Linked DNA regions of Homo sapiens: all the other regions are linked to region 1. The links are chromatin contacts, found by Hi-C or POLR2A ChIA-PET in ENCODE. All regions are on one chromosome and are shown on one strand. Each heading gives the region's core, a stretch centred on a gene start or an enhancer-like site at or near the end of the contact. The rest is flanking DNA. Distances are from core to core; before and after follow the strand shown.

What was found. A loop is a pair of places that touch in the nucleus more often than their neighbours do. ChIA-PET counts read pairs that join two places held with the same protein, here RNA polymerase II (POLR2A). Pooled maps may share reads with other maps.
Region 2: a loop to region 1 is called in a map with no recorded cell type, with 9 times the contacts of the local background. The contact joins the enhancer-like site here to the promoter of PPP2R5E in region 1. A Hi-C loop is called at or near these places in 1 of 37 single-sample maps with no recorded cell type and 5 of 50 pooled maps. POLR2A ChIA-PET finds 5 or more read pairs at or near these places in 1 of 52 experiments (WTC11).
Region 3: a map of B cell shows a loop between it and region 1 (7-fold over the local background). The contact joins the promoter of CHURC1 here to the promoter of PPP2R5E in region 1. A Hi-C loop is called at or near these places in 2 of 168 maps with a recorded cell type or tissue (B cell and CD4-positive, alpha-beta memory T cell) and 7 of 50 pooled maps.

The regions. Positions count from the first base shown.
Region 1 is chr14:63,541,944-63,544,741 of GRCh38, forward strand. It overlaps PPP2R5E (protein phosphatase 2 regulatory subunit B'epsilon), which reads right to left and starts at 1,434. Exons shown (of 14, transcript NM_006246.5): 1 at 836-1,434. LOC112268140 (loricrin-like) reads left to right here and starts at 841. Exons shown (of 1, transcript NR_158218.1): 1 at 841-2,721. RefSeq lists silencers at 930-1,069, 1,110-1,249 and enhancers at 1,486-2,477, 1,540-1,749.
Region 2 is chr14:61,661,254-61,664,051 of GRCh38, forward strand. No RefSeq gene overlaps it. Among named protein-coding and RNA genes, the nearest start is that of HIF1A, 33 kb to the right of the region's middle. Within about 2 kb of position 1,423, at least 18 of the 41 ENCODE cell types and tissues checked have a DNase peak (open chromatin) inside an H3K27ac peak, as active enhancers do.
Region 3 is chr14:64,913,030-64,915,827 of GRCh38, forward strand. It overlaps CHURC1 (churchill domain containing 1), which reads left to right and starts at 1,426. Exons shown (of 4, transcript NM_001386928.1): 1 at 1,426-1,505. The coding sequence starts at 1,467. It overlaps CHURC1-FNTB (CHURC1-FNTB readthrough), which reads left to right and starts at 1,332. Exons shown (of 14, transcript NM_001202559.1): 1 at 1,332-1,505. The coding sequence starts at 1,386. RefSeq lists enhancers at 1,226-1,275, 1,426-1,695.

The DNA.
Region 1 (2,798 bases), core at 184-2,683:
GACTGCATCAGCCAAAAGCTCCACATCTTATTTGTACGTTGTAAATTTAGGGGCCGATTTTCCATTCGGGTATGTGAATTATTTAGACTTCACTCTAACTCTAACACTACAACATTTCAGTAAATCCTCTTCCTCCATCACTCTTTTCGTCTCTTCTTTATTCCTTATCTCTCATCTCTACAGACGATATATAGGTAGCTTTTAAAAAAATCATTTACCCCTTATGCCCGAGGCCCAGAATAAACGTCAAGGATCGCAACCCTGAAGCACTGCAAAACTGAACGTAAGGTAACAGCGGGTCCGTGCAAAGCCCAGGGAAACAGGTTTCGCCCTGGGCCAGGGCTCCCGAAGCTTTATCATCCTCTAATCAGCAGGCATGGGGCATTTCCATGGCTCAGGATAATCCAAAGGGGGTAAGGGGAAGTAGGGAAAGACAGGGAAGGGGTTTGTCTGTGGGGATGCTTACATACTCCCTTTGCTCCTAACCCACACCCCAAGCCCTGGAGACGATAAGCTGCTAGAGAATCCTCCTCACACCAAACCCCTCTTTATTCCCCGCCCCCGCCAGTGGATAAAGGGGGGCAAGAAAACGCCTCCAATCCCAGAAGGTGGAGAAAAAGGGGGGAGGGGGCAGAGTGAATGAGAGGTATCATCAGAAGCATTTGTAGGTAAATCAGACAAGTGGGACGGGCGCTCCCGCTCCCGCACCCCACCCCACCGCACCCCTCGCCTGCCCGGCCAGGCCTTCCCAAGGCCGGTGCCCCATAGGTTCCCCAGGAGGACCGGGAGGAAGAAGGGAAGCGGGCGAGCCGCGGTGCTGGAGGGACTAAGTTACCTTGAAGCTTCTGGGGAAGAATCCAAAGATGATCTGTGGCTTGGAGGGGCGGGAGACGGGCGAGGTGGCCGCAGCGGGGGCGGGCGGCGGGACCGGGACGTGCAGGGGGAGGTCCGGGCAGCTGCGGGGAGCCTGGGGCGACGGCTGTCCGGTACGGGGTCCCTCCGGTTCCGCGGCGGCGGAGCCTCTAGGCCTCACGGCCGGACCCGAACCTCAGCGTTCCGGTGGCGGCGGCGGCCTCACGATCCTCCCCCGCGGGCCCGTCCCATCAAATCGGCACCGACCCCGTTGCGGCTCCGCCGGTGGCTCCTCGCTCACATTCCTGGCGGGCGGCGCCTCAGCTCGTTGCCCCGGACCCGGCGGCGGCGGCGACGACGTGGGGAGGGGGGGAAGGGAGGGAGGAAGACTGGATCTGCAGCGGCAGCAAGAGAAGGGGACAGAATAAGGAGGAGGAGCCGCAGGAGCTGGAGCCGCCGCTGCCAGAGCCACCTTTCGCTACCCGCGGTGGGTCCCAGTCAATGCCCCTTTCTCTCTCCTATTGTCAATATCACCGGGCGGCTGAGTCCATGGCACACGCGCAACCGAACCTTCTGGCCAGCAGCGCCCGCCTCCGGCGCCCGCCCACTGGAGACTTCAAACGGGAAGCGAGGCCTCATTGGCCAGTATCCGCCTTCACTCCCCTGACAGCATGTTCGGCTGAGACCTGATCAGGGATTGGCGGCAGGAGGGCGGAGAAACGGGAGGGTGGGAAGAGAGAAGGTCGAGGATTGGGCCGAAGCTTGAGGAACCCGGATGCAGCCGCGATCTCGGGCGGTGCAGCCGCCGCTTCCGCCCGGCAGTGGGGCAAGCTGAAGTGAGAAGCCGCTGGGCCTGAGAGGAGCTCTTTAATTCCGGGAGGTGTGCGACTAGCGGATCAGCGGGCTGGCTTTCCGTGCTGTGCGGAGCCTTTGGGCGGCGGTCGTCTTGGACCGGAGGATTCCAAGGGCTCGGGTCGTCTAAGGGTCGGGGAGCCCCGGAGACTTGATCCCGCCCTGCAGCTAGTGTGGCCCCTCAGGGTTTGGGGAGTCCCACTCTGGACGGGACCCTGTGATGCGTAGGCAGGAATAAGATCCCCCGCCCGTGCCGGTGTGCCACTGCTTGTGTAAATGGGCCCCTTGAAACCCCCAGCAGTCGCTCTCCGCTGAACCTTCTTCGAATTTTCTCTCACCTCATCTCCTTTTCCTTAAACGTCTGTTTTGAATATCAGACCCCTGTAGCGTTGAAGCCAGCGCTCGTTTAATTAATGCAGGTGGGAACGCTGTCGCCACAGTTTGCAGTCTATTCATTCAGAATAACCCGCCAGTCAGCCGACTGCTCAGAGCTCGGAAAGACCCAGCTCCAAACTAGGAGTTTCGAGATTTTAATTGGCAAGTTGGACCCGAAAGAGTTAATGGAGAAGACTACTTAAATCTATCTAGAACAAGTGATGAGATATTTGGAGATGTGTTTGCATGCTTGGTGAATGCAGACGGCCAAATGGTACATTTCCAGATAATATTCTTGGATTAATGTATTTGAATGCACCCTACGTACATTTTTTGAGAGGAAAAAAGGAAGAAAGAAATTATTAATGCTAACTACAAACGTCAGAGTACCAGTTGTTCAAAACTTAGAAATTGGGGGGGGGGACAAAAAAATTAACATTCTTATTTTCTCAACTCAGAGATAACCACTTACAGTATTTGCATACTTCCTTTTAGTATTTTTTCTCTTTATGTTAATAATGTGTGTCGATCTGTAGCCTAGTTTTTTCCCTCAGCATTATATCATCTTTTCGATACGGTTAGGGAATAGAGCTATATATAAATAAAACTATATGTACCATATGTACAAGTGACAACGAAAAATGCATTTGCATTTCTCCTGTTTGTGTTGTTAAACACTAGAGTTTTGAAATTTTCTTTGCACACTCCCAGAAATGGCT
Region 2 (2,798 bases), core at 173-2,672, 1.9 Mb before region 1:
AGCTGAGATCGTGCCACTGCACTCTGGCCTGGATGACAATGAGACTCTGTCTCAAAAAAAAGAAAAAAAAAGAAAAGAAAATCAACTGGAAGAGGGTAAAAGGAAGCAAAATCTCTCTGCAACATTGGGGAGTGAATTTGCACAAAGGACGTTCCAAAACATCCATGAAGTTGACTGGAAAAAAAAATAGAAATACAAATGTAAAGTTTAAAGGAGCCCATGAACCTAAGGAAACAGATACTGGGGATTTTTGAGCTGAATACAAAACCTCTGAGAAGCAAAAGAAAAAATATGTTTGCCAAGAGGCGTCCTTTCCATATCTAAAGCAAAACCCACAAATACCCATGAGTAATATCATGCAGGTTATGAAGTTCCTATGCAAAACCAGCAACATTTTCATAAACCAGAATTGTTGGAACAGTTGCAGATATTCATTTAAAAAAATCTGACTGTATAACAGCTCTGAAACGCAAAGCTAGGCCACAAAAGTACATTTCACCACATATGTCAATTTTCTTGAACCCTCTCACTATCAGAGTTGCCCAGGTTTTAAAGTTCCAAAGTTAGTAAAGAGACTGTGAATCAGACACTAAAATATGTTCTTCTACTTTGTACTGTAGCAATGCCATATTTAAGAAAAATATGAAAATGAAACCAAAAAGCAAACAAGATTGTGGAATTCCCTGACATTGTATTATATTTTACCAGCAGCCTCTGTATTACACACTGGAATAGCTTAAATGTGTCTTTTTCAATTAATTTCCCTTTTTTTCCAGAAGAATAAAGAAGTACATTTATTACAGTAAATAAAGTTGGCATTGCTCATATTAAACAAACAGGATGTCTGAACTGTATGCATTAAAAGATTTCAGAATGACAAGGCAAGCAAATTACACATATTAGTGCTTATGCTTTCAGAAAGAATGGAATGCTCGGAAAGTACTAAATCACACGTAGGTACTAGAACAAGAAAAAAATGACAAGGGTGTAATTGGTGGTGAGGGTGGGAACTTTTTCTCGCTTAAAATACATTGGGCTCATTTGTGTCTGCAATGCATCAGTTCCCAGTGCAAGAAAAAAAAGCCACGAATATGGACAGACTCAAAGTCTTCTCCAAATGGAAGATCCAAATCAGAACCTTTGAGGAGGTTTGCCTCAGCACCTTCTGTAGAAGTGGTTGGCAGACACACAACTAGACACAAGGTAACATGGTAGAGCAGTGTTGAGAAGAGGATCCGCAGTGGTCTCCACTGCCCTGGCGGTGACCTTCTCCTCTGACTGTTCTGTATGTAACGGGACTGGCTTGTGCAGGCTGTTCAGCAAACCATAGGTCTGGTTTGCTATCCCCTGATCTTGTAGGTCATGTGATTGGACAAGCTCATTTGCCCTTGGGTGGATGGTGTTCAGTGACCCATCTTGCTGAGTCATGCTAAACCTGTTGAGCATGCAGCCTTAGTGCTTTAATGAAAGTGCCCTTCGTTGCATTTAGAAACAGTGACCCACCCTCTCCCTTCTTTGCTCTGTGTCTAAGTGTCATTGACACAGGACAGGGTTCCACACAGGATGTGATTCATATGAGCCAATCTTGAGTAGGTTTCTTGTGGTTTTTAGTTTTGTTTTAGTCAAAAGAAGGGAAACTTAACCATTTCCAATAGGTTTGATGAAGGTAAAAGCATTTCCCTCATTTTTCTGTCCATGCAAAAGAGCATACTGGGAGACCACAAAAGCCAAGGCGATTTGTGGGCCTATTCCCCCATTTCTCCCACCAGGTGTGGGAAAGAAGCAGAAATTTATGGCTTTGAATGGATTCTACAGATGCCAGAGTATAAGAAATTTCTAATCATTAAAAAGACCTCAAACGTGGCCAGGCGTGGTGGCTCACACCTGTAATTCCAGTATTTTGGGAGGCTGAGGTGGGCGGATCACCTGAGGTTGGGAGTTCGAAACCAGCCTGACCAACATGGAGAAACCCTGTCTCCCTTAAAAATGCAAAATTAGCTGGGCGTGGTGGCGGGCGTCTGTAATCCCAGCTACTCCGGAGGATGAGGCAGGAGAATCGCTTGAACCCAGGAGGTGAAGGTTGCGGTGAGCCGAGATCATGCCATTGCACTCTAGCCTGGGCAAGAAGAGCAAAACTCTGTCTGAAAAAAAAAAAAAACCCACAAACTTGTAAGGACCTTTAGAGTTGACCGAACACTTTCACATTAGTAATTTCATTTGTGCCATACAGCTTGCCCATGAGATAAGTCAGGGTTGGCCTCCTCTTTATGTGAGTTGATATTTTTAAAAATTAGAATGTACCGTAATACGCGTCCTGTATAAGTGATGTTCATTGTACAAGTAATTTTCATTGTTCCCCACTAGTGTAGATAAGGAATGTCCATAGGAAATTTTGTAACAGAGGCCATCCTCCAGCCCCCACAAATACATGCCTCACCCTACCCCAGTATATATGGAAGAATATGTTCAAGAGAAAGTGGCTGTTCACACCTTATTTTAATTTTTCTGAAACAGGAAGCAGGCAGAACAGCGGGGAAAAGGGAAGCTAACTCCTTCTTCCCCTTTCATTTTCTCTGGGGCTATGATGCAAAGCAATGCTACAGAATATTTTAACCCCAGCCAATCACCATAAGAGAACACATAATTAAAAGCATCAGAGGTAAGAGTTAAAGAAAATGATTTTCTAAGCTGTTTGCTTGTTTTGAAATAGAGACAGAGTCTCAGTATGTTGCCCAGGCTGGTCTCTAACTCTTGACCTCAAGCAGTTCTTCCACCTTGGCCTCCCAAAGTACTGGGAT
Region 3 (2,798 bases), core at 176-2,675, 1.4 Mb after region 1:
GTCGTTGCGAATAAATAAGATGCTTTCAATACAGAGAGAAAGGATGAGGCGGGGCAACAAGCACAAGCATTTTGAGACCCACAGGATTGGGAAATGATGCAGGAACAACTGACCTGGCCATTTTTCTTTCTTTCTTTCTTTTCTTGGAAGCACATATGTTTATTGGTTTTTTAATCTGTGAACCAATAGGTCATTTATAAATGGATGTGCAAATCTGAAATCAAAATATCTGCAGTCAATTCAATTAGATAATTTTTGAAATCTATTTATTTTTAATATACTTTAAGTTCTAGGGTACATGTGCACAACGTGCAGATTTGTTACCTATGTATAGATATGCCATGTTGGTGTGCTGCACACATTAACTCGTCATTTACATTAAGTATATCTCCTAATGCTATCCCTCCCCCCTCCCCCCACCCCACGACAGGCCCCGGTGTGTGGTGTTCCCCACCCTGTGTCCAAGTGTTCTCATTGTTCAATTCCCACCTATGAGTGAGAACATGCGGTGTTTGGTTTTCTGTCCTTGCGATAGTTTGCTCAGAATGACGGTTTCCAGCTTCATCCGTGTCCCTACAAAGGACATGAACTCATCCTTTTTTATGGCTGCATAGTATTCCATGGTATATATGTGCCACATTTTCTTAATCCAGTCTATCATTGATGGACATTTGCATTGGTTCCAAGTCTTTGGTATTCTGAATAGTGCCACAATAAACATACATGTGCATGTGTCTTTATAGCAGCATGATTTATAATCCTTTGGGTATATACCCAGTAATGGGATGGCTGATGACCTGGCCATTTTTCTATTTACATAGTGCTTGCCCGCCACTGAGGTGCTTCTGTGACACCTGAGAGAGATAGAAATACGTTCCTCGTTGCTATGTCCTCCAGAGGACTCTGGAATGACCAATTATTACTAATATTTTAAGTGTTTTTTTAGGAGATTTTCTGCAGCACTCTGAGTGTCTCTTCCCAAACACTTCGGTTACTGTTTATTCACCTGCTGAGATCTGGTCTCTTATTCACTCTCATTGCCTTAAGAAATGGTACAGAAATGTATTCATTAACATTTCAGATTTGTATATGCGGTAGCGAGAAATAATTCCCTTTCTTGTGTGTCGTGATTTGCCTTTCTTGTCAGCCTAAGCTCAGGAAGGTGTCTGTGAGAACTTCGCTCAGCCCAAGATCCCTTTCCCTTCCCGTCACATCTGTTAGCGCACAAGATTTCTTCGTCTGTCTCCAAAGGTTTCTGAAGCCCCACCCTTTGCCCACGCACGGTGCCAAGGAGACTGTGCCCTGCCTTGACAACAGTTGCTAAGGGGCGGAGACTTCGGCTCGGTTCCCGAGACGGAATACCCAGGAGTCGAGTACTTGGGCGCATGCGGCAACCGTATCTCAGTTCTCGCGAGGTTTCGTCTTCCCGGAAGCGTTGGAGGACATTCCCTGTTGACTGCGTCGCGATGTGTGGCGACTGTGTGGAGAAGGAATATCCCAACCGGGTGAGCGACTGGGCGCTCCCTTGGCCCGCGGGCGGCCCCCGAGGTGTCTCATATCCAAGGCTGGCCTTCCCAGAGAGGCCGTACGTGGGGCGGACTCGGCCGCACTGCCGGTCCCGGTGACCCAGTAGCGGTATTTAGGCACACCAGGGATGGCCTGTGGCGGTCTGCACCTCTGGTACCCGCCCTGGCGGCTGACCTCAGTTGTAGTGGCCGTTCTCTTGAGCTCCAAGGAGCAACAGAGGAACCCCACCACCACCACAACCCCCGTCGACAACCGAGGGACTCCCCCACCCCCACTTCCGGTCTCATCCTCAAGCTCGATTTGATGAAGTACAATTTTCTTACCGAATTCTAGCGCTGGAGGGGACCTCTGTGGTCATCTGTTCTAACACTTTTGCAGATGAAGAAACCGATGCCCAGAGAGGGGAAATCACTTGCCCAAGTTCACATTCTAGTTGCATGGATGAGAGCCAGGACTAGAATTTAGGTTTCCTGCCTGTTACCGCCTTCTGAATCTCAGTTACTTTCAGGTTCAGGAGTTTGCAAAGCTTGTCTATTCTCATTCATTCAAGGCATCCTTGTTGAACATTTATATATGTGTAGTTAGATTACTTTGCTAGGCCAGAAAGGGATTATTTCTCCTCTCTTTGAGACAGGGTGCTGCTGTTGCCCAGGCTGGTCTCAAATTCCTGGGATCAAGTGATCCTCCCGCCTTGGCCTCCGAAAGTGCTGGGATTACTGGCATGAGCCACCACGTCCAGCTGGATTATTTGTTTCAGAGAAGAAATTAAAAGGCACCTTTGGTGCTGCCTAACAGCTTACAGTTTTGGGGAGTATGTGACTAACAAAAAATGAGTAGCTCAGTTCAGAAATGCTATTCAAGTTTAGGGAAAGGGGAGGGCAATAGGGGATAGTGCTGTTCTCCCCTGAGAAAAGGTGGACATCATCTAAGACTTGAAGGACAGTTGTAATTAGGGTAGAAAAGAAGGTGAGGAGCTGGAGGATGGGGGAAAATTACAGAAATGGAATTTGTGCATTGGTTGGGAAGGAGGGAGAAAGTCTCTGTAGTTCCTTATGTCTTAGTATCTTATGGGTAATACTTAGGCTTTTGAGTAGCATGTATAACAGTATGAATTCTCCTGTAGTACAACTACTTTGAAAAAGCGGGTGAGCCTTATAAAATACAGACATGACCCAGTGATTCCCATTCTAGAAAAATGCATGTGTATATGCTTCTGAAGACTTTTATAAATAAGTGTTCATAACAGCATTATTTTTGTAGTAGATTGGAAA